Regions from separate parts of the Homo sapiens genome. Here region 1 is linked to region 2. Evidence: chromatin loops called from intact Hi-C (ENCODE). Cell type or tissue: PC-3. All regions are shown on one strand.

Region 1 (8,000 bases), 53 kb before region 2:
GGCCCACGGTGACTGCTTTTCAGAGGGAAAGGAGGAGGAAAGAAGGACAAAGGGGCCGCACAGCTGTGTCAGTTCCACCTAAGCACCCTCCCCAAAGACCCTCTCAGTCCTTCTGCTCACAGCTCATCAGCTTGAACTTTGTCTGGTCCCTCTTAGCTGCAGGAGAAGTTAGGAATAATAGCCTTTTAGTTTGTTTGGCAAATTGTTTTCCTAATAAAACTGAGTCTCTGTTTCGAAGAAAGAGACAAGAATGAAAACCGCGTGTACACGAACAAAGCTCTCTCCCTACCCTAAACTCCAAGCTGAAGGAGGCAGGAGGGATTGACTTCTTTTCGGCTGAATTGGGCATTCCTTCACCTACCACGGCCTCTCTTTTCTTGGTGATTATTCATTCTCGGAGAGGGGACAAAAGCCGTGATTCCAAACTAAGACATTGGAGTGGGAAACCCGCTTTCAGTTCCTCAGCAGAATGATGAGAACCTCTGTGTCGTCTTTCATCTGTCTGCGCATTGGCAGAAGGTCTGAGAAAACCCTCTTTTATATCCTAAATGGAAGAGCGGAGGTGGAGGATTGTGGAGAATTTTGGGCAAGCAGCATGTTCCTAAACCGGGTCACAATTGAAGCTCTGTAAATGAACGAAGTGGAATGCTTTGACCTCACCATGGCCCCCGGAACACCTTGACCTCTATTGTGAGTATTACAGCAAAAACAGTCCACACAAAATACAACTAATAATGGTTGAAAACTCCACATGGTAAAATTTATCACTGACAAAGAACTGATGAAAGAAAAAAATACTTAAAAAACATTTTGACATGTATTATTTGACCCCGGGCACATGAAAAGGTAGAAAGAATGATTCCAAAAAAACTTAAAAAGAGAGAATATATAGTCAGTAAATTATGTGGACAAATGACTTACATAAAACTTAATTGATCCTGATAACAATTTCAGTTTTCTAAAGTATAAAAAATCAAATTTTAGTAAATTAAAAATAAAAGTGAGTAAACGACTTTGGTTTACTTTCTGTATGTTAAAAAATCAGTGAGTTAAAATATCTTACTGAAGTTTGCTGTCAACAAAATTTTAAACTGTTGATAATAATTCTTTTTTTTTTTTTTTTTTTTTGAGATGGAGTTTTGCTCTTGTTGCCCAGGATGGAGTGCAACGGCACGATCTTGGCTCACTGCAACCTCCACCTCCCGGGTTTAAGCAATTCTCCTGCCTCAGCCTCCCGAGTAGCTGGGATTACAGGCATGCGCCACCACGCCCGGCTAATTTTGTATTTTTAGCAGAGACAGGATTTCACCATGTTGGTCAGGCTGGTCTTGAACTCCTGGCCTCAAGTGATCTGCCCACCTTAGCCTCCCCAAGTGCTGGGATTACAGGCATAAGCCACCACACCCGGCCTGTGTTGACAATAATTTTGATTTCAAAGGTTACTGAGCACAGAATAAAAATATTTTGAGGGATCGAATCTCTCTAAGGTAGTGGCAGGGTCAGAATAGCAGAGTCAAATGGAAGGCAGCACTTGCAAGGCCAAATGGACTTTTGTCATTTTAAATGTGACACAGAGATAATAACTATGTAAGTTAATCCCACAATGAAATTTTTAAGCAGGTTTATTAGTGAGATTACGGTAATAGCCAAATAACCGTTCATATTCCAGGGGTGTAACACTGTATTTCACTGCCCCCTGGCTTTGCTGGTTGTGCACTCAGTTTGGGGAGGCAGTTCTCCCTGTGGTCACTGAGGAACCCTGAATTCTTCCACCTGGTGCCTTCACCATCCCTGGGACTTCAACCCCATCTGCATTCAGCAGAAGAAAGAGAAGAAGCATGGAGAAATACCCGTGGGGGGATTTTATGGGCCTGGACTGGCAGTGGCTCCCATAAGTCCCACTCCCCTTCCCTTGGCAAGAACTGGTCACGTGACTACACATAACACAAGGGAGTCTGGGAAATGTGGTACAGCTGTGTGTGCAGAGAAGGGGAGAATGGATTTTGCTGGACAGCTAGAGTTCTCTGCAACTGTGAGTAACTCATTTGGATTAATTGTGTTTCTCATTTTATTTTGTTTTAAGACAGGGTCTTGCTCTATTACCCAGGCCGAAGTATAGTGATGTAATCATGGCTAACTGCAGCCTGGACCTTCCAGGATTAAATGATCTTCCCACCTTAGCCTCCTGAGTAGCTGGGACCACAGGCACGTGCTACCACACCCAGATAATTTCTTAACTTTTTGTAGAGATAGGATTTCACCATGTTGCCCAGGATGGCCCCCAGCTCCTGGGCTCAAGCAATCCCTCCACCAACTCGACCTCCCAGAGTTCTGGGATTACAAGCACGAGCCACCATGCCTGACCAAACGTGATTCTCAAATGTTTGTTGAGTGTCTACTGTATGCTAGGCCCTGAGCTAACAGCTGGACAGAGAGCTGCACCATAGCCTGAGAGAAGCTCCCAGTCTGCAGAAGGAGATCAGACGTGGTATGAAGTGCTTGCTATCCTAAGAAGGATAAAGTGAAAGTGCTAGAAGGCTAGTGAATTATTCCAGCATAGGAAGCTGCCTGAAGATGACAGCAACTGAGCTCCATTTTTGTAGAGAAACTAGATTTGGCTGGTAGAGGGAGACAGCAGGGGGAGCTACAGAAGCATGTAATTTTTTTTTTTCTTTTTTGAGATGGAGTTTTGCTCTTCTTGCCCAGGCTGGAGTGCAATGGCGCTATCTCGGCTCACCGCAACCTCCGCCTCCCGGGTTCAAGTGATTCTCCTGCCTCAGCCTCCCGAGTAGCTGGGATTACAGGCACGGGCCACCACGCCTGGCTAATTTTGTATTTTTAGTAGAGAGGGGGTTTCTTCATGTTGGTCAGGCTGGTCTCGAACCTACCTCAGGTGATCCGCCCGCCTTGGCCTTCCAAAGTGCTGAGATTACAGGCGTGAGCCACCGTGCCTAGCCCAGAAGCATGTAATTTATGTACAAGTTATGGTAAGGAACGCTAGACGGCAATTAAAGTCAGATTTTCAAAAACATTAAATGGCACGAATAAGTGCTCATACTAAGTGCAAAAGTAACTGGGAATACAGGATCTCCCACTGTTTTTGAAAAAAATCTCTATATCTAAATTAGATGAAAGTATACAACTCTTTTGAGTGATAGTTTTCATTTCTCTGAAATGTTTTATTGTTTATAAAATCAGCCGGGCATGGTGGCTCACGCCTATAATCCCAGCTACTCGGGAGGCTGAAGCAGGAGAACAGCTTGAACCCAGGCAGCGAAAGTTGCGGTGAGCTGAGATCGTGCCACTGCACTCCAGTCTGGGCAGCAGAGTGAGGCTCCGTCTCAAAATAAATAAATAAATAAATAAAATCAGAAGGATTCCATCAATATACTTTGATTGGTTTACTATTATCTTTAAACCAGACGTACATAGCTTTGATGTAAACCAGTTATTCTCAACACTGTCCCACCCCTCACCCTGCTAACGCTGTGAGACTGCAACCTTGTCTCCATTTTCTGTCCTAGAATCCGAAGCCTCATTCAACTGCTCAATTAATACTCCCTGAAATGGTGTACTGGGGAGAGACTTATTTTTTCATAACGTGCAATGACAAAACAAAGACTTCCACTAGGAAGCACCCCCAAAGCACTGAATCTTACACAGTTTGTTTGCGATCTAATCAAAATCCTGAGAAGACACCTTTTATTTTTATTTATTTATTAAAAAAAAAAAAAAACAACACACCGCACTTTTAATGTGATCTTTTGGAGACGAAGTTTTGGAGCCCTGCAGCATTCATGCCATTTTCTATATGGCCACCAGAGGGCAGTGTGTGTGCGACTGCTTTTGACGATGATATTGCCCATTTCAATAGTTGTCCAAGCTGGCCTTCTTCAGAATGTGTTCATGACCTTAGGGAATTCCTCTTTCTTTTCTGTTTTTTTGATACAGGGTCTCGCTCTGTCACTCAGGCTGGAGTGCATGGCATGATCATAGCCTACTGTAACCTCAAACTCCTGGGCTCGAGCAACTTTCACCGCCCCCTGCCCTTAGCCTCCCTAGTAGCTAGGACTACAGGTATGCACCACCACACCTAGCTAGCTTTTAAAATTTTTTGGAGAGACAGAGTCTTGCTATGTTGCTCAGGCTGGTCTTGAACTCCTGGCCTCAAGTGATTCTCCAGACTTAGCCTCCCAAAGCACTGGGATTACATACAGGTGTGAGCCACTGCACCTGACTGAGAATGTCTTCAATAAACTTTTTTTTATATCTCTATTATCATTTGGAAGCTAATGAAAATTCCCTATAAGGAACAAATATAAGATAATCCTCTGACTGGAAATGTACCTTGAGACAAAGGCAGCCATGGACAATTGCGTCTAACCCCAGACCTGTGTCCAGATCTGCCGCTCTCTTCTCCATCCATTCATTCTACAAACCTCTGTCTCTACAAAATATCTTTCGACAATTGGACGTAATGTACTAGAGACACTTTCCAATCACAGCAACCCCTTCTTTGTGATATGAATCTTTTGGTAACAGGGGTCTTCCTCATAAGAGAGTAGAATATGAAATAAAGGAAGACCAAATAAAGGAAATTGGCAGGAGGTCTCAGTGGAAGTCTGTCCAGAGGGGAAATCTCATGTTAGCATAGCAAAAATCCATTATACATTGTCTGCTATCTCCAACGCAGTGAGTTTCCACTTTCCCTCTAAAAGTTTGCTAAAATCCTTTATATTCTAAGAACATCACGTTATAATAACAAAAGTAGTCATAACAATTTTAAGAAAAAGACAAAATTACTACTTTAATCACCAGATGCTCCAGCTTCTACAGTTCATCCCTCAGTATTCTATCATAATCATTGGTCAGCCTCACAAGATATTAATTTGAGAGGAGTAATTCTACACCTTGGTTCTGACCATATACCAGAGTTTCTTAGCCCAGTACCTGGCCAAGGAGAGGTGCCTTAGAATACCCAGCAAATGAACTTGGGACACAAGATCTGACAGGTTGGAGAAGAGCATTTGACATTGGGACTCTCATTTAAAACAGCTCAGATATGAGGTCACCATAAACATACTACTTGATAACCTGACAGGCTCTTTAAACCTGATTGTCCTTCCACAGCAACCCCCAGCTTGGACCTACCTGGCCCCAGGTATTTCCCAGAATCACCCCCTGCTTTGACTTCTCTTGCTTACTTTGGTCTCCCTTGTGTCCTACTGGGTGGTTCTTCACTCTACGTCTCCGAGGACACCTCTGACACCCTTGGATACCCTAATGAATCTCCCATTTCTGGCCGACCTGCCATCACCTGCAGCTGGTTCTACACTTGACTTTGATTGCAGTATCATCCACACTCCGGTTAGAAGACACTCCCAGCATGCCGAGCCCAGGAGCCCACAGGAGCCAAAGAAGGCCCCCTCCCAATCTATTCCAACATCCGCATTAGGGATAGGGGATTCAAATGTCTACAGATACGTTGGGAAGAAAAGGGTCTCATGCCATCTTACTTAGAAAATGATTCCCTATTTCCGATAAGTTACTACACAATTGTGTGATTTATTTGTTCTCCTTCATGCAATAAGAGAACTTGGTATAAACAAAAAAAGTTCGATGTCCTAATACAATTAAAGAATATCTTAACAATGTGAATATTTCTTTCCTATTTCTTTTCTTTCTTTTGTTTATGATCTTATTAAAAAATGGGAATGTGATACCCTGTCTCTACTAAAAATACAACAAAATTAGCCGGGCGTGGTGGCGAGCGCCTGCAGTCCCAGCTACTCGGGAGGCTGAGGCAGGAGAATGGCGTGAATCCGGGAGGCAGAGCTCGCAGTGAGCCGAAATCGTGCCACTGCACTCCAGCCTGGGCGACAGAGCAAAACTCCGTCTCAAAAAAATACGGGACTTAAAGTAAAGCTATATCTGCTTTCTAGGGATGGCTAGAATGGGAACGTTCTGTTACTTGTTTGTTTGCCTTTACAAATATTTTTAGTTCAGTAGGAACCATAGAATTCAGTGGGTCACATCCTTGCATTTTGCAGGTGAGGCAGCTAAGGCCCAGAGAGAGGGTGTGTCTTCCCTAATGCTCATGGTCACCAATTCCTCCACCTACCTGCAGAAAATAAATAGGATCTTATTACACCCAGTATCTCCAGATTCTAGGCCAGTGCGTTTAAATAGTAGGCATCCAGTAAATCAAGTTAATTGAATTATAACTTAACTCGGAGGACTTGCCTTCCCCGCCCTGTCTGCCCCTGAGTGCCTGGTGCTGGCTTTGACCCTAACTAGATATTAAACAGGAGGAGTGGTATGGGGTAAAGTTTGGAACAACACGTTTTCCTTTAGTGTATAAAAATTCTATGATTTCCAAATGTATGAAAACGTTGATTGAAACAACTTCTCTCCCTGAGATCAAAGCTATCTCTCCCTCCCTCTCTCTCTCTCTCTCTCTCTCTCTCTATCTATCTATCTATCTATGTGTTGCATTGTTTTATTTATGTATCTTCTCAGCCCTTTTGCGTAAGGGATGGGGAAGAGCTGTTTGTGATGAGAAAAGAATAACTGCATTGAGTTAATTCTATGACTCATGTTTTTCACACTTTTACACATATCTGGAATTGACAATATCTTAAAACACTGGTGTCTCCATGGAGTCGTGGTGCGGTTATCATTGCCTGAGAATATGTGTCTTTGGTTGTTATTACTGCGGACCTGTCTGGATGATGGCAACCACTTAATGTCTGAGTCAACAAATTATGGACACAATTGCAGAAAGAAGTCAATGTTCTGGTTGTCTGAAATTATCTTTGACATCTGATAAAATCAAGACAGGCCCAGTAGTAAAACTTGCAGACTTAGTATATAATCCAAGAAGAAAACTCCAGCAACTAAACTGTGGCACGCTTTTAAGAGCGGCTGCATTCCCAGGGTTCTGTAGAACATTGAGTATTTAGAAAACCCAAAAGGACACCACTGACTGTGAAAAGATGGACACTGAATACCAAAAAGGTTTGAAAATACCTAAGCCTTTTATTTTGCTTGTATTTTCTCCTTTACACATTCATAAGAGGGATATATATTTTAAAATCCATGTGTAAAGACTCCAAAAGCTCTGTGTATACACTAAATGTGTAACGATTTTGATGACTAAAAAGCATTAGGTTCTGTAAACCTAAAACTGTTGTAATATAGTTTTTTTTTTAAAAAGAAACATTGGGTAATAGTACAATTGAATAAATGTTTCTTTTTTAGTGATACATAAAGCAATGTTCTTACAGTTGATGATGACTCAGACGCAATGAAATATGGGCATTTCATGCCTGATTCTGAGTCATTTTGCTACTACAGTCAATAGACAATAAGTTCCCCCAAACAAGTGATAGCAATAGCAACTTTTTTGTTTTTATTTTTTATTTTTTGAGACGGAGTCTCGCTCTGTTGACCAGGCTGGAGTGCAGTGGGAGGATCTCAGCTCACTGCAAGCTCCGCCTCCTGGGTTCAAGTGATTCTCCTGCTTCAGCCTCCTGAGTAGCTAAGACTGCAAGTGTGCACCACCACACCTGGCTAATTTTTGCATTTTTAGTAGAGATGGAGTTTCAGCATGTTGGCCAGGCTGGTCTCAAACTGCTGACCTCAGGTGATCCGCCTGCCTCGGCCTCCCAAAGTGCTGGGATTACAGGCATGAGCCACCACACCCAGCCTGATAGCAACTTTTAAAGTTTAATTTTGTTAATGGTTTTAGGGAAAAAAAAATCTGACTCCTCACTTATTTTTGCACCAAATGAAAAAAGTCATAATAAAAGGAAAACTACGAAGTTATAAACTGTTCTGTGACCCAGTAATAAGTATGTGTCTGTGTTTAATGACTTTCCATACTCAGAAGTCACATTGCGTATTTGTTTACCATAAAGAAAGCAGATCTTGGCTGGGTGCGGTGGCTCACACCTGTAATCCCAGCAGTTTGGGAGGCCGACGTGGGTGGACCACCCGAG
Region 2 (8,000 bases):
GGCCCCTGCACGACCCTGGCCCATGGTTGAAGCAGGTCCCTAGAGAGCTCTCATTTAAAAAGCTGCTGCATTCGTCCTGCTCAGGTGTTAAAAAGGGAGATTTTTCTGACGGAGAGGTTTCTGTGAAGAGGCCACGGCACTAAGGTTTATCAGATTTGTATGTATAACTGACCAAAAGGAAAATTGAAGCTCAGATACCATCACAGTTCAGCCCAACTGGCGATGGACAAAGGCCCTCTGAAGTCTGCTGGTGCGTGGACTGAGAAGAAGAGCAGACTTCCTGCCTTCAATTAATTGGCAAATAATAGCACATTCTGGGTTGCTTCCTTTCTCTGGAACTTAGTCCTGTCTGCATGAGAGAGAAAAGGGTGGATGCTCTGTACGATTCTAAAGATCTGGGGCTTTCACTTGGCCCATGTCCATGTCTACTTCTAATTGTCCCCATGCCTCAGTTTCTCTTAGGTAAACTACCCCCCGGCTCAAACCCATGTACCTAAGTGAGGCTGACACACTTCCTGGCTACAGGAGACAGAGTCTACGTGAGATCAGATATTGGAGGAACCACTGGTGACTTTCCCATGTGCTGTGCAGGGGAGCTTCAGGGATGCACTGTCTGCAGCCCACACTGGCCCAGTGGGCGTGCCCACCATGAACATGAGGCCCAGTGGCCCTGCGCTTGGTCCACCTGTGTCCTTCCCAGGAAAAGAGTCTGTGTGGGCCCTGAAGCCCCTCTCTGCCTCACCCTGTCAGGGTGAAGGGAATAACACTGTCCATGCTAAGCTCCTATCTACACAGTTCCAGTCCACCCGCCATTGGACATTTGGGAACCTGAGTCCCAGAGACAAGCAGAGACTGGTGAGGGTATAGGACGTGGGCATGTCCAGAAAATAATGGATTCCCACCTCCTAGGCCAGGGCTCAACCATCTCACATGGGGTTCCCTAAGAGACTGGGGACCCCTCCCTAGCCTTCCTATGTGGGCCCTGTACCTCTTAGCAACCCCATGGGTATGCACCCACATGCTTGATGATCACAGCGCTGAAGTAAGAGGAAAAGTGGACCCTGGGGAGGTAACAAGGGAAAAGTAAGAAAAGGCTGGAGGCATCTCTGCACTCTTCTAGCACCATGACCAGGACCATGGCCTGGGAAGGAAAGAGATGCCAGGATGCTGGCCTGGGGGAGCTGTAAGGTACCCGGGGGTCTGCCTGGTCTGAGACCATCTCACAGCAGTCAGAAGCAGATGGTACTTGGGGTTCTATGTCCACCATACTGGGCACCTTCAACTGAGACAAGACCTCCTAGGGTGAGGAGGGCTACAGGCAAGAGGGCCTCAGTTTACCTCCTTACATATTGTGATGCTATGGGTTGGTCACCCCAAGGTGACACTTTAGAAAGTGTCTATGGCTCCAGGTTCCCTGTAGATGACTTACTGAACTCCGTGGTCCTTGGAAAATGCTTTCTACTTCCTCAGAGTCTTTTGCAGCAGAGTGAATCAGAGAGAGACTGGAGGACTGAGATGTGGGGTAAGGAAGAACATGGCAGAGCACTGAACTACTCATCTTGAATAAGGCAAAGACCATCTGTTAGAGCCTTCAGTCCTCACTGGAAATGAACCCATAGTCACTGCCCTGGCTGTGGTGAAGTGGCCTCATGAGTGAACTGGACCCCAGAGCTATTGCTGGCAATAGGGGGACAAGGAAAGTTTGCGGGGTCCCTCTCAATGCCCTGGATCCTACAGCTCCTGCTCCTTTGTTCCCTGAAACCAGGGAGAGCTGATGCCTTGAAGTCATTCAAACAAAGGTGTGTTGGTTGGTGATTTTTTTCCCTTGGGTGCAGTGCTAGCACCCACCACCAGGGAGGCTGGGTCCACTGTGCTTTGCTGGAGCAACTGGCGACAGGGAGGAGCCACCCAGGGGTCAGTTGGAGCACCCAGGGCCCACTGAAGCAGAGCCGGTGTGTGAGGAGGCCTGGGGGTGGGTTCATGTGAGCCCGTGGGGAGGGGACAGGGCTGGACTGCACAGAGCAGAGCTGCCAGAAGCTGAGGAGCGGACGCAGCAATGAGAAACTCAGCCCAATCATGTGGCCGACTGCAGTCTGGAAGACTTCCTGGGTGTGGAGTTTCTCTGAGTTTCTCAGAAAGGCAGAGGGAAGATTTTTGTCAGTAGAAGGCACATGGAAAGTCAGTCATGTTAGTGATCTTTCCTCCTCTGGCAGCTCCAGAGCCAGCTCCAGTTCAAGCTCAAAAGCCACCTTCAGAGTGTGTGTCAGGGCTAGGTCCACCACCAGCTCCAGCTGCAGCCTTAACCAGCCGCTCTAGGGAAATCTGCAGAGCTGGAAGCAAGAGCAGCAACCACCGTAGCACCAGCTCCCGAGCTCCTTTGCAAGCTCCATCAACAGCTCCAGCTCCAGGGCTAAGGCAGTCCCAGCAAGAGCACCAGATCCAGCCATGCAGCCACTGCAGGCTCTGGCCCCAACTCCAGCTCCAGAGCCCAAGCCAGTTCCAGCTCCAGGTCTTGAGACAACAACAGAACCTGCTGCTGTTTTGTTATAACCATCCTGGTGAGTGTGGAGTGGTATCTCATTGCTGGTTTGATGTTCATTTCCCTGATATCTAAGGTTGCTCATCATCTTTCATGTGCTTATTCACCGATTGAATATTTTCTCTGGAGAAATGTCTATGCAAGTCCTTTGCCCGTTAGTAGTTGGATTGGTTGCGTTTCTGTCCTTGAACTGTAAAAGTTCATTATATTTTCTGGGTACAAAATCTTTATCAGATTTTTCACTTACCAATATTTCCTGACAGTCTTGAGTTGTCTTTATACTCCCTTAAGAGTGTGTTTTGATGCTCAAAAGTTTTTAATTTTGTTGACATACAATTCATCTGTTTTATTTTTTTTTACTGCTAGCGTTTTCAGTGACATGTTTAAGAAGCTCTTGCCAAATTCAAGGTCATAAAGATTTGCTCCTATATTTCCTTCTAAGACTTTGAGTTTTACTTATTAATTTAGTTGTTTCATTTGTTTGCAGTTAAACTTTTACATCTTGATGGATTAAAGTCCAACTTGACTCATTCTTTCTTGCATAATTTTACATATCTGAATGTGTAAAAAGATATACTTTCCAGTTAGTGGATAACCTTCTATTTGTTTCCTGTAGGAAATTTTTATTATTTTTCAAATTATATGAAAGAATAATAGCAAATAAATATTTATTTAGACATTCTGTAAGATGATAAAACGTGTTTTCAATGCTAGCTTGTGGAAATGTTGAGGTGGGGCACTCATTGTCCTAAGCAGTCCTGCACTGCCCTCTGGTGGCCTTTCATTTATGTCTTATCATTGACTTCCAAGGACCTTCTGCCTTTCACAAGGCAGATATTGACATTTTTGCATTTGACTTTGTTTCACTTAGATAACATATTAAATTTGGAGTTTAAAAATGTTTTATATTCTTTAGAAATAAAAATAAAAGTAGAAATGGCTTCAATAAATTAAACTCTAGCTTCGTAATACACTGTTACATATAATCGTATGTAACATGTATTCATACACATGAGCGGTGTGAATCATAATACACCGTTACATATAATTATTCTAGCCTTCCAGAATTCCTCATTATGACTCCATAATACGTTTTGCAATATGAATGGTTTATTTATATTTTATGTTGATCAGTATAAAGTGCTCAAATTCCCAGGTGTGTTAGTATTTAAATTTCTTTAAGGGTTTTTGAAGTATAATCAATTTCACAAAGAACCAATCAATTTAAAATGTACAATTCCATGAGTCTTGAAATATATTCCACAAAACCATCACTGCCATTAAAGAAGTGTACATGTATCCATTACCTCTAAAAGATTGTTCTGATTTCTGTTTAAAAATCCATTGTTAGCTTGATGTACAGATAACTTCCGTTTGTCCCCTCAGATTCACTCTTCACTTAGGGTGGAGGTCATCTGTGCAATGAAGGAACTGCTTGATCTTGCTTCACTGTACAGTTGGGAACCCGTAAGAAAAGACAGATCTAAAGATAGATGTTAAAATAGCCAGGATAGAGTGTTGCCAGGACTGCCCTGGAGGAGACGACTATACGCTGAAAGCTTATGGGACCTTGCAGGTCCATGCTGGCAAAAGCCTGGGCAGCAGGAGTGGGAGTCGGTCCAAGGCGGTGGACCAAGGAGCAAAATAAAGGTCTTGATTGGACTGAATTCATTGACATGAGAGTGCTCTCTATGGATTTGGGTTCCAAGTGTTGGGTTGACCACCTGCTAGTGGTGTTGATATTCTGGCCTTATCATGGCCTCCAGATAATGAGGTCAGAATGCTAAAATGTCCTTGCCACACTGCCGAGGGAGGGAGGAAGGAGTTGGAATGCATAAGGACAGGCATGGTGGGATGGAGCTATGATGTGCAGTCTGCTCAGCCATCCCTAATCTTGCCTGCTGGGAGAAGCAGAGCTCACACTTTTCATCACAGCATTGGCAAGGGAGGCGCCAGCGTCTTTGAAGAGCCCTGTGCATGGCTGTCCTTTACACAGTATGCCACACAGTATGCCACGGGGGCAGGATGGGAATTAGAGAGTGTGACCCACAAGGATACGTGGTGTGGGGTAATTGATCAGGTGTCCTTACAAATGAAACTGATGGATGGCCTACCAAGAAAACAATTCTAGATATGATTGTTGCTACAGTGAGGATTCACTGTCTCTAAACTAGTTATGAAACATAAGCCAGCAATGGCCCGACTCTGAGCTCCTATGCTGAGGAAGAGATTGGAGCCCTTCAAGGAATGGCCCTGCAATGGAGTCTCAGATATGTGCCATGTATCTTTTCCATCAGCTTCCCCAAATGGCCCCAAAGTCAAAGGCAATTACTGCTGTGACCACACTCTGGAAGAAGGGAAACATCTACATGCGTTTTCTGGAGAATTTTGTCTATATGTTCTGAGCATATTTTGAATCCCCAACATCAGAAATGCTGTGTGGCCCATCAGTTGAAGCAGGGGCTTTGGAGGTCTGGGGACAGGAGCTGCCTTGGCCGCAGGTTAAGCTTGTCCAGTGGAACCATGGCCTCCTCCTGTGGTTACTCTCCAGTTCCAGAATGGATAATGGGAATAGGTAGATTTAGCAACTGGTAGAATCTCCACATTTTTTTTTCTGATCCCAAAAATTTTGCTTATTAAGAAAGGAAGGCCCAAGTAGAGGTCCCTAGAACTACACCTTCCTGAGAGGAAACTGAACGCAGCACATCATCCATGGAGGAGACCGAGGGGTGAGCAGTGTCATCAACCCCTTGAGAAATGCAAGTTGGTAATGCCCACTGTTCCTTATTTTCCTTGCCTCTCTGGCTACTGGAAAAGCCAAGTGGTGACTGGGCATGGTGCCTCATGCCTGTAATCACGGCACTTTGGGAGGCTGAGGCAGGCGGATCTCGAGGTCAAGAGTTCAAGAACACCCTGGCCAACATGGTGAAACCCCATCTCTACTAAAAATACAAAAATTAGCCAGGCATGGTGGCGGGCACCTGTAATCCCAGCTACTCGGGAGGTTGAGGCAGGAGAATCGCTTGAATCTGGGAGGCAGAGGTTGCAGTGAGCCGAGGTCGCGCCACTGCACTCCAGCCTGGGCAAGAAAGCAAGACTCCATCTCGGAAAAAAAAAAGCCAAGTGGGTCATGGAGATGGACAGTGAATTTCCACAGACGTAATCAGATGGAGACGGGAACGGGAGCTGTGACTGTTTGTAGGATACCTCGACAGGAGCGATACTTCAGTTACAGTGTCTCGCAGAGGAGCAGGCCCGGGCAGGCTGCTGTTGGGGGAGGGACTGAGAATGGCATGAGACTCCCTGCCTGTTTAAAGGGCAAATTCCTTTAAAGGAAAACAAAAACCAAAAAAGACTATACTACATCAATGGCTAGTGTTTTTTTAAATATGTATATACTGATAGAATTGACCCTCAAAAAGTTCAATCTTTTCTCCTTCTCTCCTTTTAGCAAGATAATTTATTGTATTTTTGTAAGTGCAAGTGGCTCATTTTTAGAGTAACCTTAACAATGTCCTTCAGGAGCCCAAATATCCCACTACTATCATTTTTTTCCTTTAATTTTTTTATTGACACATGATAATTATACATATTTATGGGGAATGCTATATTTTGATACATGCAAACAATGTGTAATAAACAAATCAGGGTAATTAGGATATTCAAAACCTCAAATTTTGGGGCCAGACGCGGTGGCTCACACCTGTAATCCCAGCACTTTGGGAGGCCGAGGCTGGCGGATCACCTCAGGTCAGGAGTTCGAGACCAGCCTGACCAATATGGTGAAACAAAAAATTAGCCAGGCATGGTGGCAGATGACTGTAATCCCAGCTACTCCGGAGGCTGAGGCAGGAGAATCGCTTGAACCCGGGAGGCAGAGGTTTCAGTGTGCTGAGATCATGCCACTGCATCCAGCCTGGGCAACAGAGTGAGACTCTGTCTCAAAATAAATTTAAAAAAAACAAAAAAACCCAAAAAACCCAAAACCTGAAGTTTTGTGATTTCTTCTTCCTTTTTTTTTTATTTTTATTTTTATTTTTATTTAAGCTCAGGGGCACATGTGCCGGTTTGTTACACAGGTAAATTTGTGTCACGGGGGTTGGTTGGACAGATTATTTAATCACCCAGGTACTAAGCCTAGTACCCATTAGTTATTTTTCCTGACCCTCTTCCTTCTCCCACCTGCCACCCTCTGATAGGCCTCAGTTTGTGTTGTTCCCCTCTATGTGTCCATGTGTTCTAATCATTTAGTTCCTGCTTATAAGTGAGAATGTGTGGTGTTTGGTTTTCTGTTCCTGTGTTAGTTTGCTAAGGATAATGGCCTCCAGCTCCATCCATGTCCCTGCAAAGAACATGATCTCGTTCTTTTTTATGGATGCATCCACTACTATCCTTTATTTCCAGTTTTTATAGAGAGGTGAAGATGTTGCTTTTTGAGTTGAGGCTTAAGTGAGATTGCTCTGTGAGCTGATGAGTCATCTGTGCTAATGTTTCCTCCAAGAGAGGCAAATATTGTGGCAGATATAGCTCACTGTTCAGAAGAATTATTTTTCTCTTCTTCCTAAATACCTTGCATTGAATGTGGCCAGGTGACTGCGTTCTAGTCAATGGGATATGAGTAGAAATGATGTGTTGAACTTGGGTTGTGATTTTGAGATGTGGTCATGCCTGCTTTTGCTCTCTTCTTCCTCAGTCTGCTGGCTGAATTCTGATATAATTTAAAAAGTCCGTCCCTGAATCACATGTAGAGAAAAACTGCCTGTCAACCAGAAAAATCTACTTGGGCTGTTATGTGAATGAGTAATAAACTTATTATTATTCACTGTCCTATTGTATTATGACACTGAAATATTGCTTTTGTGGTTAGCATTAATGTAATTAATAGAAATGTCTGGGTGGGTTATATAGAATATCATTAATATCAATGACTTACATAAAATAAACGGTTTTGCTGGATAAACCTTTTGAGCTCCATATGTGTGCCAAGCACCTAAGACAATTAGTGTTTATTCACTCTCCACTGTCGTCTTCCGTGCTAGTAAAATGTCTGATTTTATGTGGGAACACACTGAGAATAAAGTTGACAAGTGGCCTCCATTGTGTGTCATGGGTGTGGCCATGTGACTAAATTATGACCAAGTGGAAATTCTAATCATTAGGACATAATCAGAAGTATCATGTGGTAGATAATGAAATCTTTCCTTAAAAGATAGACACTTTGTGCAGTGTGCCCTTTTCATTTTAGTTCTTTCTCCAGTCTACTCTCTGGAATGCAGGTGTGATGGCTGGAAGGCTGGCTGCTATCCTTAATCATGCAGATGAGTGCCCCTAAGGAGGATGGGGTGGTGGGCTAGAAGGAACTCAGGCAACAATGATTTCATGGATGACCTGTGTTGAGACTTATACATGAGGGAGAAATAGAGAGTGATTTAATTGTAAATCGCTCTTATTTTGGGCTCTG

What was found. Peaks named below come from ENCODE experiments on the same cell type or tissue, not always from the same donor. Only the 100,000 strongest peaks of a DNase experiment are listed, where the experiment ranks them.
Region 1: a loop joins it to region 2, with 10 times the contacts of the local background. A loop is called at or near these places in 4 of 110 quality-filtered maps.

What each region holds. Positions count from the first base shown.
Region 1 is chr1:240,000,127-240,008,126 of GRCh38, reverse strand. It overlaps the pseudogene RPS7P5. Among named protein-coding and RNA genes, the nearest start is that of FMN2, 88 kb to the left of the region's middle. In PC-3, CTCF peaks have their summits at 2,613 (motif pointing right), 3,622 and 3,824 (motif pointing right); DNase peaks (open chromatin) are centred at 3,826 and 7,316; H3K4me3 peaks cover 397 bases; H3K27ac peaks cover 1,944 bases.
Region 2 is chr1:239,947,023-239,955,022 of GRCh38, reverse strand. It overlaps LOC105373224 (a long non-coding RNA gene), which reads left to right and starts at 2,017. Exons shown (of 3, transcript XR_949315.4): 1 at 2,017-2,558. In PC-3, CTCF peaks have their summits at 1,842 and 3,321 (motif pointing left); a DNase peak (open chromatin) is centred at 3,302.